2 separate regions of the Homo sapiens genome follow, and region 2 is linked to region 1. Evidence: chromatin contacts called from ENCODE Hi-C or POLR2A ChIA-PET data. All regions are on one chromosome and are shown on one strand. The core of a region is the stretch at or near the end of the contact, and the rest is flanking DNA. Distances in the headings are between cores, read along the strand shown.

Region 1 (5,279 bases), core at 1,076-3,575:
TAGAATCAGGCTTTTATGAAGATCATCTACTATTACTTAAAGCAAGATTCACTCAACTCCAAGTTATCTATGACTAGGGCTACTATCATTCACAAAAACACCTTAATCTGTTCCCATCAAGGAAAAGGCAAGAAAAAAGGCAACTGGGGAGGTGCTAAGCCTCAATATAAAAAGATACCTAGAGAAGACTCAAATTCAATCACCTAATCATTGATTCACTGCTTCATTCATTCACCCTCATCCTTTCCTTTCTTTAGTCAAGAGATATTTATTGAGCATTTACTCAATGGCAGGCGCTGATCTGGTCACTGTCCTTGAGCAACTCACAGTCCAATAAGAAAAGTATGTAATCAAGAAATTCCAATAGAGAGTGGCAGGCAGAGTAGACTTGGAGGAAAGTACAAGGTAGAGGAATGGCAGGATTCTGCGGCAGTTTATTCTCGAAGGTCTTCCTTCTTGTTTTTTTTTTAGAGTACTTCATCCATTGGAGCCCTCTTCTAGGAAGAAGATTCCACCATCTACTTACTGGGTATCTTTGGGCAAGTTACCAAACCTCTGTGAGCTTCCTTTCCTCATCTGCAAAATGGAACTAAGAATATTGACTTCCCAGGGTTGCCTTTAGGATGAGATGGGATAACACACATAAGTCGAACAGCACAAAGCCTGGCTCTCAGTGGGCTTTGATACCGAGTAGTCCTCAGCCCTTTGTTTTGTTCTTTTGGCTTGGTTTCATGGGAAGGAGAAAACGTATATTCTTTTATTTCATTAAAAGTAGGAAAATTTCCATGCTCCTCTATGAGCTGCTTTGCATTCACTTAAATTCAGGAACACGCCATCCCTGTGACACCCTGCCCATAAACACAAAGTCAATCTGTCAAATGAAGAGCAAATCTGCCATTAGTGCAGAGGCAATACCTCAAGGCCAGCTGCACACCCACCCCATGATATTATCTGCCTAGGCTTGGTGTCATGCCCCTGAGAAAAGCTATGCTCAGTACATTCAGCAATCAGAAAGTTCACACGGTCAGAGGTGCCTCTGCCTCACACAAGGTGAAGCATAGCTAAAAATTGCTTTTTTAATTAAAATAAGACTTCCTCAACCGCCTGCTGACAATCACAACTAGAACATGGAGCCCAGAATCAGTTAACCAGTCTCCATTCTGCTCTAATGGTGGTTTTAAGCACTCAGAGAGGGGAGGGGGAAAAAATTACCAATTTAAACAAAATGTTTAATCTTCTAATTATGGGACAGGCTCCAAGAGGATGGGAAGTGATTTGCAGTCTTCATTATGGAATCCCCACGCAACCACTGGCACAAGTCATGTCAGCCAGAGGCACATGCCATCTTTTTCCCCCACTGAGCCTTCTGTGTCCTTGCAAGTTTTGTGGGAATGGAAAAAGAAATCTTCAGTCAAAAAAAATGGGGCTGAAGCTTACGAATTTCTGTCTCCAAGTTCATCATGCTGAGTGAGGTGTAAGGATCCCCAGTGAGCAGCCAGGGAGACAATATTCAGTGACTTTACATTGGCAAGCTTAGCAGCCCTTTGAAACTCTAAAATCTTATAAAAACTGCCCAGGTCCGGTGGTGCTTAAGCCATTTTTTAAAAAATTTGCTGAAAAGTCCTGTCATCAGCACTAAGAGATGCACTGAAAATTAGGGTGGTGCCCACCAACGGCACTTCTGGTCGGAAGGAAATCTGTTCCTCTGCAGATATGCTTGTATCTTTGCTAATTTGTGTTATCTCTGCCCGTTCATATCTCTATGTGCTAACTCAGGAGAAAAAGTCCCTGCCAACCAACTCTGACAAGTCTGATGGCAGAACTCCCAGTGGAGATCCAGCAGAGACAGCAGAGGCAGGCAATTATTCCCTTTCATTAGGAACAGTTCTTTTTAAGTTTGGGTGTTTTGTATTAGTATTATTTTGAACACAAAAAGTAGCCATTCACAATCGCTGCTCAATGCAGTCACTTACACAACTGACAGCAACTGTAATTTCCCCATAAGCCAATTGAAAAAGATGGCCTGGAAGTAACTAGAAATGGTTGTGCCCCCTTAATTACCCACTGTAATGTAAAACCAGACATGGAGAGAATGGCCATAGCAGATCTGGGCAAAGTGGCAGTGATATTTAATCATCACTTCAGACCATCTGCAACTGTTTTGCAGAAGCACATCAAGTTTATAGATTCTAAAGCTTCCTACAAGTTACCAGGTGCTGAGGGTCAGCTGCATTGTCCTCAGGCCATGAGGGGATGCTTTCTTCATTCTCTCCAGGCCAGGGCGCTCAACAAAAGGCACGATGCCCACATTTTCTGAGCCAAGCCTGGCACAAGGAGAGCGCTGCTTCTTGATTAAGCCAGAACACAGATTAAATGTTTAGAAGTGGAGATTGTGAAAACAACCTAGGCGGGAAAGCAATTATCCCAGGGACAGCATGGCTTCAGCTGAGGCCCTCTGCAGCACAAAGGTGAATTCCACACCCTCCCACAGCTAAGCTGGCCAGAATGCTCCTCTACAATTCTCCACTCTGTAGATGAAGCCATCTTTTAAAACGTAAACCAAATTGTGTCACTCGACAGCTTAAAACCCCTAATGGCTTCCCATGGTGCTAGGAATAAAGTTAAAAAATGTTAGGATTCTCCCTCCTCCCCGAAGCTGACCCCTCTGTCCTTATCAACTGTCCCCTCTTCACTCACCAAGCTCTGGCCATACATGACAAGTCTGTTCCCACCTCAGAGTTTTTGTTTTGGCTTTTCCCTTGATCTTTACTGCCAGTCCCACAGCTCTTCATATGTCTGGATCTTTCTCATCATTTAGTTCACAGCTCAAATGTCACCTCTCAAAGAGGCCTTCTAGAACCTTCCAAAATAAACAGCCACTGCTCCCCCAACACTATATTACATCAGCCTATTTTTTTCCTTCATATTCCTATTTGAAATTATCTTGTTTTTATTTATCTAGTATGTGTTTGCTTGTTTAGGTATTGTTATTCATTGTCTGTCTTGCCTCCCTGGATGTAAGTTCCATAAAGACAGGGACTACAACTATCCTGTTTAGCACTTTATTCCCAACGTCTAGTGTAATACCTTACATTTAGTAGGCATTTAATAAATATGTATGGAATGATTAAAGAATGACAGGTTCAATATGGAGCACTAATCCAAATGAAATTTGCTAACCGCCCCAAAATCTGGATTGTCTCACAGCCTGACTAGCAGCATATGTTACAATGCCCTAGAAACAATGGTAAACAACATCCTATTTCCTTACCAACCCCTGGTGAATGACTAGGAAACTATGGCAAAAGGAGATAAGACGAGAACTCACAGACTGTCAGAGTTGCAGAACTGGAAAGTCTGTAAGCTTCTCAAGCAAGGTTTTGCTCAAACTGTCCTTTCACAGGAGGATCAGATGGGCCAGATAATGGGCTAGGGCCAAAGGTTGGGTCTTAAAGGTCCAGCTAGGGTAGGGCACACCATATGAGGCACACTGTATATGGCAGCTCCCATCCCAACCATGCAGAGCCCTTAATAATAGACTCTGGGTTGGGAGCCACAGAGCACATGTACATATCAAGCCTAAAGAAACTGGTGTGTGTGTTGGAGAGGAGACGAAAGCAGAGGTAGGGTATGACAGAGAGCCAAGAGTCAGGCACAAGACAAGAAGTGAGCAGAGGCATAAACTGGTGAAGAACAAACATACAGGGTCTCAGGTGATCGATATAATTAGATTTCACGGGCCTGTGGGTGTGTGTATATGGATATAAGGCTGACTAAAAGATACAGGGTTAAGGCAATCAGACAGGTAAATGGCTACCTTCCAGAAAGATAAGCATCATGAAAGAAAGGAGCACCCCACAGAAGGCCAGGTTAAGCCCCTATTTGTGAGTGGTAGTTTCACTTGAAAGACTCATGATTAGTGGACAACAGTAATTGCTCAGATGTTCTCTAGTTCCCAGGATGGCAGTGGGGGGGGCAAAGAGATGCTAGAGGAAAAGCAACATGGAAAATATAGACTACTCAGGCTAAAATGATTTCTAGTATCTCACAGACTTCGGAATCTAGCAACAGAGCTCTAAAAAGTTTTGCAGTTCATCCAAAAATGACCAAGAATACGAATGCTTCATTCTTCCAACAACCTCAACTTTTCAAAACACCATTAAAAGAATGGGCAAAAAAGGCCTTAGAGGTTAGATATCATATCAAACAAACAATAACACTAAGGAGTGACAGCTGACACCAAGGAAAAGAATGTAAACTACACAAAGTAGGCACAAGAACTCAAAATCCCTACTATTCCACAGTGCAGAAGTAAAAGCTTTCCAGATTTCAAAAGGTCATGAGAGAATTCAGGCACAACTAACATGTATTCATAATGATGCTCCTGAGATCACAGTGTGTCCTACTGAGAAAGGCAAGAATGTTCATGTTTTAGAAAGCTCTCCATACAAAATGATGAAAAATACATGTTTTGCACATGGAAAAGAGGACGCATAATCAAGGACACAGCACTGCCTGACCCCGATTTTGTCACCAAGTTGTTGGGGTGCTAAAGTTATTTCCCTCTCTGGGCTCTCTGGTTTACCCATGTGTACAAAGAAGAAGCTGGAATAGATCGTCTTGCCACTTAAAAGCTTCAGTTACCTGGAAAGTCTGTTTCTGAAGGGCATCACATTTTCCAAAGACACCAGAGAAACAAGAAGTTAGTACAATTCAATACAATCTGTGCCACCTTTTTTAAAAAAGGAATCTCATTATGGGTTTCTTTCAGCTACAACCCTCAATCAATCGCAATGTCTTTTTCGTGTCCTCCTTTATTGCCGAGTTTCACTATTCTGTTAGTCCTTCGGCATCTCTACCTTCCCTTGCCCAATAGAGGTACTCCTGGCCAGAGCCCCCATTACGTGTTTCAGCTTCTCTGTGAATAACTATGCAAGCTTGAGATGCTCAAAAGTTTCCCCCATCATTAATCCTATTATGGAAGCATTGATGTTGAGAGCGTCTGCTAAAAGATAACATGACAAACTGTAGCTACAATTTGTTTCTTTTTATACAAAGCTGCAAAGAAAATCGCATTCCAACATTATATACCAGCAGAGGACTGGTGTGCTGCTAATGTTTAACTCTATCAAGGATCCCAAAAGAAAATTTAAACTGAGATGCTCTTAACTGGAAATAGGGGATTCAAATAAAGAAATGTCATCAACCCTCAATTTTATGTATTAACAGAATGAGCACATGAATAATGCCAAACATGAAGCTAGAATCTGCACTAAAAA
Region 2 (5,399 bases), core at 1,029-3,528, 280 kb before region 1:
TTTCCCGTCACATCCCTTAGTCCCAGAATCAGTCATAGTTTCATGAGCACAGGGGCGCATCCTAAGCAGCTTCTGTCCCCAGGCATTTTTATTCCGTACAGAATCAATTTAGGGTGAAAATAGTCCTCCCTGGGCGGTGCCCCTGGAGCTGATTGTGCTGTGACTTAAAGTGCAACTCAAGAACATAATGAGTTTATCTTGAAGTAAATCCTTTTAGATGCCTATTACAACCAAGAGTTAAAGGTCTGATTTTCACATTCCCCATCCATTCTATTTTTCCTACACCCACTCCATCCCATCCTTCAAGTTTAGAACCATCAAATAAGCTAATATTCTCAATTCATTATCTTTTCATTTCTAGTTCTCTTTTTTGCTGCTGAAAGCAATTAAACCCGGAATTGGACCTTGCTGAATCTTGAGCTGGTGTTCAGGGAGCCTCAGGTGGAGGAACACGCAGCCCCACCACTTGACCGCAGCTCCCTTTGTTTGCTCCAGCACATTCCGTTCAAGTGTTGAGTCAGATGGCCTCCCTCCTGATGGGCAGGGAGGGGGAGGAAGAGCTAGGTGGATTGCTTCACACATGTCACTTGCAAACTTATCTTGAAGTTGGGAAAAAAAATCAGTCTTGATCCTTGATCAAGAGCTGATTTGGCATCTTGATGCTGAAATTAATAAGCTCTCTAAGTGGGAGAAGAAGCCTGAGACAATAGGAAACCTGGTCTCTCTGTGAGCCTCATTACCGCATGGAGAGAGGGGTGGGTGGGTGGGCCACTTAGTATGGAAAAGTCATACCTGGCAGCTGGGTGCGGTGGGTGGCTTACGCCTGTTATCCCAGCGCTTTGGGAGTCTGAGGCAGGCAGATCACGAGGTCAGGAGTTCAAGACCAGCCTGGCCAACATGATGAAACCCTGTCTCTACTAAAAATACAAAAAGTTAGCTGGGCATGGTGGCAGGAACCTGTAATTCCAGCTAATTGGGAAGCTGAGGCAGGAGCATCACTTGAACCTGGGAGGCGGATGTTGCAGTGAGCCAAGACCGCACCACTGTACTCCAGCCTAGGTGACAGAGTGCAGTCTGTCATACCTACTAGTACTGAGGAACCAAGTCCCCTGCATGAGATGGAGTCCCATCTCAGCACATGGCCCTGCCATCCATCCTGTTGTTTGTTCTTAATTCTTCTCTTTCCTTCACACCCTACATCCATGACCAAAAGTAAAGCCCGCCTACCTCACTTGGAAAATTGCTCTCAAAACGACACCTCCAAACCACTAGGCCAGGCCAGGCCACCATCATCTCCCACCAGAACAACAGACCTCACCACTGGTCCCACTTCCAGTCCTGCCCCTCTAGGTATTCTCCATACTGCAGTCAGAGTGACACACTTACACACACTTACCCTCATGGGAGAAGAGAAAGCTGTGTTCGTTGCAAGGGCCCAAGTGGGAACCTTGGCTTAGTATTCAGAAAAGCCAGAGGTAGTGAGTTTCCGACCCTAGGCAGATGACCAGCTTGCTTTGGAAGTGGCTCTCCTGTCTGCCAGAGGGCTGGTGAGGGAAGCTCTCAGGGCAGGAGGCTGCTCCCAGGCCTCCTGTCTTCTGGAAGGAGAGGGATGTGCACCAGCCCTGTAGAACAGCCATGTCTGTGGGCCCCTCTGGCAGGTGGGCTTAGGACCTCCAAGGGGCGCCTTCATCGAGTTGGGGTGGAGGCAGACTTAGCAGCCCCATGAGAGTTCATCTTTATGTGCATCATGCTTGGGTTTTTCCTTGCTCCCATTTGCTTTTCCTGGCTCCAAAGAATGACCAAACCAGTGTTTGCTTTTTTAATTTGCCATATTAAATATAGCCTTTGTGGCAGGCTTTTACATCCAGGCAGTAAACTCTAGAAATGGACATTGATCAGGGGGTGGTTGATGTAACCGAGGTTGTAAATGCTAAGAACGGAGATGCCATTCCAGTTTAATGCTTTTATCTAGCAAATGTGCCTTGTATGGAGGGGGCATAAATCTTCCAACTGGGGGAGGCATGGGGGAGGGGCAGGGGATGGTGGGGGCAGGATGTGACCTTGCTGTGTGTTACCACCAGGTGTCACTGTTAACTGGCAATGCAAAAAAAAAAAAAAAAAGCCAGCTCCCCCAAAGTCCCTCTAGTTAAGTAACTTCAATGGATAACAAATGTGCAAATCATATTTGTGGTGTGGGAGGAGGGCTTAGCATACCAGGAGCTAAAAATAAGACAGTGTCCCTGAGGGTAGGCGTTGGATTACAGACAACAGGTCAGATCAGCCACACCCCCATCTCAGCCAACTGCAGTGGCAAACTTTGCTGATTGAAATTCTCAGTCTCCAGGATGTCTCCCGGCATGCCCTGGGCCTTCACAGTTCTGTGCCTTTCTGTCCAGGTAGCTTTTGCCTCCTGTACGTGAAAGGAATTTGAAAAGAGAGCATACACCCCAAATTTCTGTTTGTCCTTCAAGTCCATACATGTACTTAGCCTAGTTGAACTCCATTAAAACCATACTCCTTGGGCCAATCTCTTAGCAGACTCTGAGACTCCCTGGCTTTTGCAGTGAGGTTTTATATCATCCAATGAGCCTTTTACCCTGGGCTAAAAGGAAACAAAACTAGACAATACTTTTCAAATTTTTGAAAAGATGAAGTCAGGCCGTGTGCTGTGGCTCACGCTTGTAATCCCAGCACTTTGGGAAGCTGAGGTGGGAGAATCACCTGGGCTCAGGAGCTCCAGGCCAGCCTGGGCAACATAGCGAAACCCTGTCTCTACTGAACATATAAAAATTAGCCAGGCGTGGTGGTGTGCACCTGTTGTCCCAGCTACTTGGGAAGCTGAGGCAGGAGGATCACCTGAGCCTTGGAAGGTTAAGGCCATAGTGAGCCGTGATCACACCACTGCACTCCAGCCTGGGCAACAGAGTGAGACCCTGTTTCAAAAAAAAAAGAAGAAGATGAAGTCAGTGCCCAACAAGTCTCATAATAGAAAAATAAAGCTTTTAGGATGCTTGGCCTCCACCCCCAGTCCTACTCCCACCTGCTAACCCCAGAGCCCAGATAGGGATGCAGGGTGCCAGCAGGTGGTGACCAGCTGGTGTACCTTCTGGCCACGCAAGTCCTGGATGCTGTTATTGCTGTAGCCCCTGATGGGGCGCTGGGGAGGTTGCCATTCCAGCTCCCTCTGCCTCGCCATTGTGTGTGAGAGAAAAAGTAGCAGTCTTGCTTTGGACAAACCGAGGTTCAGATCTTACTGGCCATGTGACCTTGAGCAAATGATTTAGCTTCATTTCATTTTCTTCCTCTGTAAACTGGGGGTGATGAAAACTCCATTCTCATAGGGTGCTTGTGGATGAATCACGTTAGTATGTCCAAGGAGTCTCCAGGTACTGTTCTAGGGACTGGAATTAGAGGGAACAAGATAGGGGCCTCTACCCTCTGCTTATGTTCTGAAGGTATATTTACATCTGTGTACACACCTATGTGGGGTACATGTATGTAAATTTCCCAAATATGTTATACATGATGTGTATGTTACTCATACACATAGACACTGGCCACAGAATTTCTAGTTGTAAGCCTGCTTCATCCTTACTAAAATCTGAACTGGGGATTTCACCTCAAAAGGATCTTTTTCATGTTAATTGTGCCACCACTGTTTGCAGAAGTCAGGACCGGGTTTGAAGGTTCATTTACAGACTGACTTCCCTGCTCTCTTTCTAGCAGTAGGATCCCATCCCATCAAAGAACCAGCTGGTGCCTTCAAACCCTGGACGAACACAGACCGGCACAGGCTCATTCATTTCATCCCTGTCAGAGCCCCAACTCCTCTCTTTACCCACACATGAGCCTATTATATTTGAACGGATGAGGAGCCACAGAGGTGATCCATTAGTTCAGCTGAGCTTGAAATTAGTAGCTCATCCCCTTAAATGGTGTGGGCAGTTTGGCTGAGCTTGGACTGCAAAGCTGTTCCCCCTTGGATTGCACCCAGCATGGAAATGAGGACACACCTAATATTTTTTCCTTTTGACACTTGATTAATAGTTGACAAATCCAAACCCAAGTAGTTAGCTTTCCTATTATCCATCTTTTGACAGGCATTGCTGGTTTTCTTTTTGAGTCCCATTGTTCTAAAAATACACTCAGATCTGGAGCTGTTCACTGTGCATATATAGGCCTGATTTCATGGTGTCAAAGATAAGAGACATCTGGCAGGCAGATTACAAACAAAGTGGGTTGCTGGGTTTCAGAACTGAAGGCAGGGACCTCTGGGCTACTTAAATCTACTTAAATTCAGTGCTGCCAATTCTGTCCCTTCTTCCTTGGTGTTGTCATGTCACTGATAACCTGCCAGGGTCAACCATCTTACCACCCGGTAGGAAAGCCAAGCGTGGGGTGTGTGTGCACAGTGCATGCCGTGCCAGGTTGGGAGCAGAATGTTCTCGATGACAGATCGAGCCTGGTCGCAGCACCGCCTGCACAAAGTGGGTTTTGGTCATCAGAGGCTGTGGTCGACCACAGGGTAGTCATTTCCTCATTCTGCAGGCTCTGTCATCCCTCTCGAACACCTCAGAGGCGTGGAAGTAAATGTTGTCTCAGTACTGAGTAAATAAAGTAGCCAGGGAGATGATCTCTATTTGTCTTATTGTATAGATGTATTTTAAAAGATTTTTATTGGGTCTCTTATGATGAGCCAAGTGCTGTGTTGAGAGTTGAAGATTTTCAGAGATAACTACCAAGGCCTCACATTGTTGTTCAATAACAAGATAACCTTGGCAAATTAATTCACTTCTCAAAGTCTCTGTTTTCTCATCTATAAGACCGAAAAAAGCATGTATGTTATTTTGCTTATTTCACCTACTACAATGACGACAAGGATTCAGTAAAGTCAGGTAGCACAAAATACCACCACAGAGTAAAAGTCACTAAATAGTAGTTGTGAATCATTATTTAAATTTCTTCTTATTCCGAAAATGACTTGGAACATCTTATAAATTGTTTGCAACAAAGAAAAAAGGAAGGAAGTGAAGAAATTTTTTAAATGGAAAAATAACAGCAAAAACAAGATGAGACCGAGTTGAGGTTAATATAGACAATACAGTTAGAGCCCTGCACCCTTGCTAGAGAGGAGCTTTCAGAGTGGCTCTGTGCTTCCTGACAGACAGCAAAGAGGAAAATGGTACAGGAAGTACCTGAATAAGAGTTTTTAAAAAGAAAAGGAAAGAAAGCTTTTCAGAAAGAAGCATGGCTTTCCTTATTACTGACGCTTGAGGAAAATTTCTCTGTGGGTCATCTTAAAAGAACACTGGGTACTGTTGTGACTAATATCCTCAACGTCCTTGCAGTAAATACAGAAGGACATTTCCTAGAGCTGTTTCTGAAGGCATCCGTGAGTG

Evidence for each region. A loop is a pair of places that touch in the nucleus more often than their neighbours do. ChIA-PET counts read pairs that join two places held with the same protein, here RNA polymerase II (POLR2A). Pooled maps may share reads with other maps.
Region 2: a map of PC-9 shows a loop between it and region 1 (16-fold over the local background). The contact joins two enhancer-like sites. A Hi-C loop is called at or near these places in 1 of 168 maps with a recorded cell type or tissue (PC-9) and 1 of 50 pooled maps. POLR2A ChIA-PET finds 5 or more read pairs at or near these places in 3 of 52 experiments (BJ, H1 and PC-9).

Annotation. Positions count from the first base shown.
Region 1 is chr20:37,709,262-37,714,540 of GRCh38, reverse strand. All of the region lies in intron 1 of CTNNBL1 (catenin beta like 1), which reads right to left. Among named protein-coding and RNA genes, the nearest start is that of CTNNBL1, 18 kb to the right of the region's middle. Within about 2 kb of position 2,325, at least 8 of the 41 ENCODE cell types and tissues checked have a DNase peak (open chromatin) inside an H3K27ac peak, as active enhancers do.
Region 2 is chr20:37,989,835-37,995,233 of GRCh38, reverse strand. All of the region lies in intron 7 of TTI1 (TELO2 interacting protein 1), which reads left to right. Among named protein-coding and RNA genes, the nearest start is that of TTI1, 41 kb to the left of the region's middle. RefSeq lists an enhancer at 4,570-4,649. Within about 2 kb of position 2,278, at least 11 of the 41 ENCODE cell types and tissues checked have a DNase peak (open chromatin) inside an H3K27ac peak, as active enhancers do.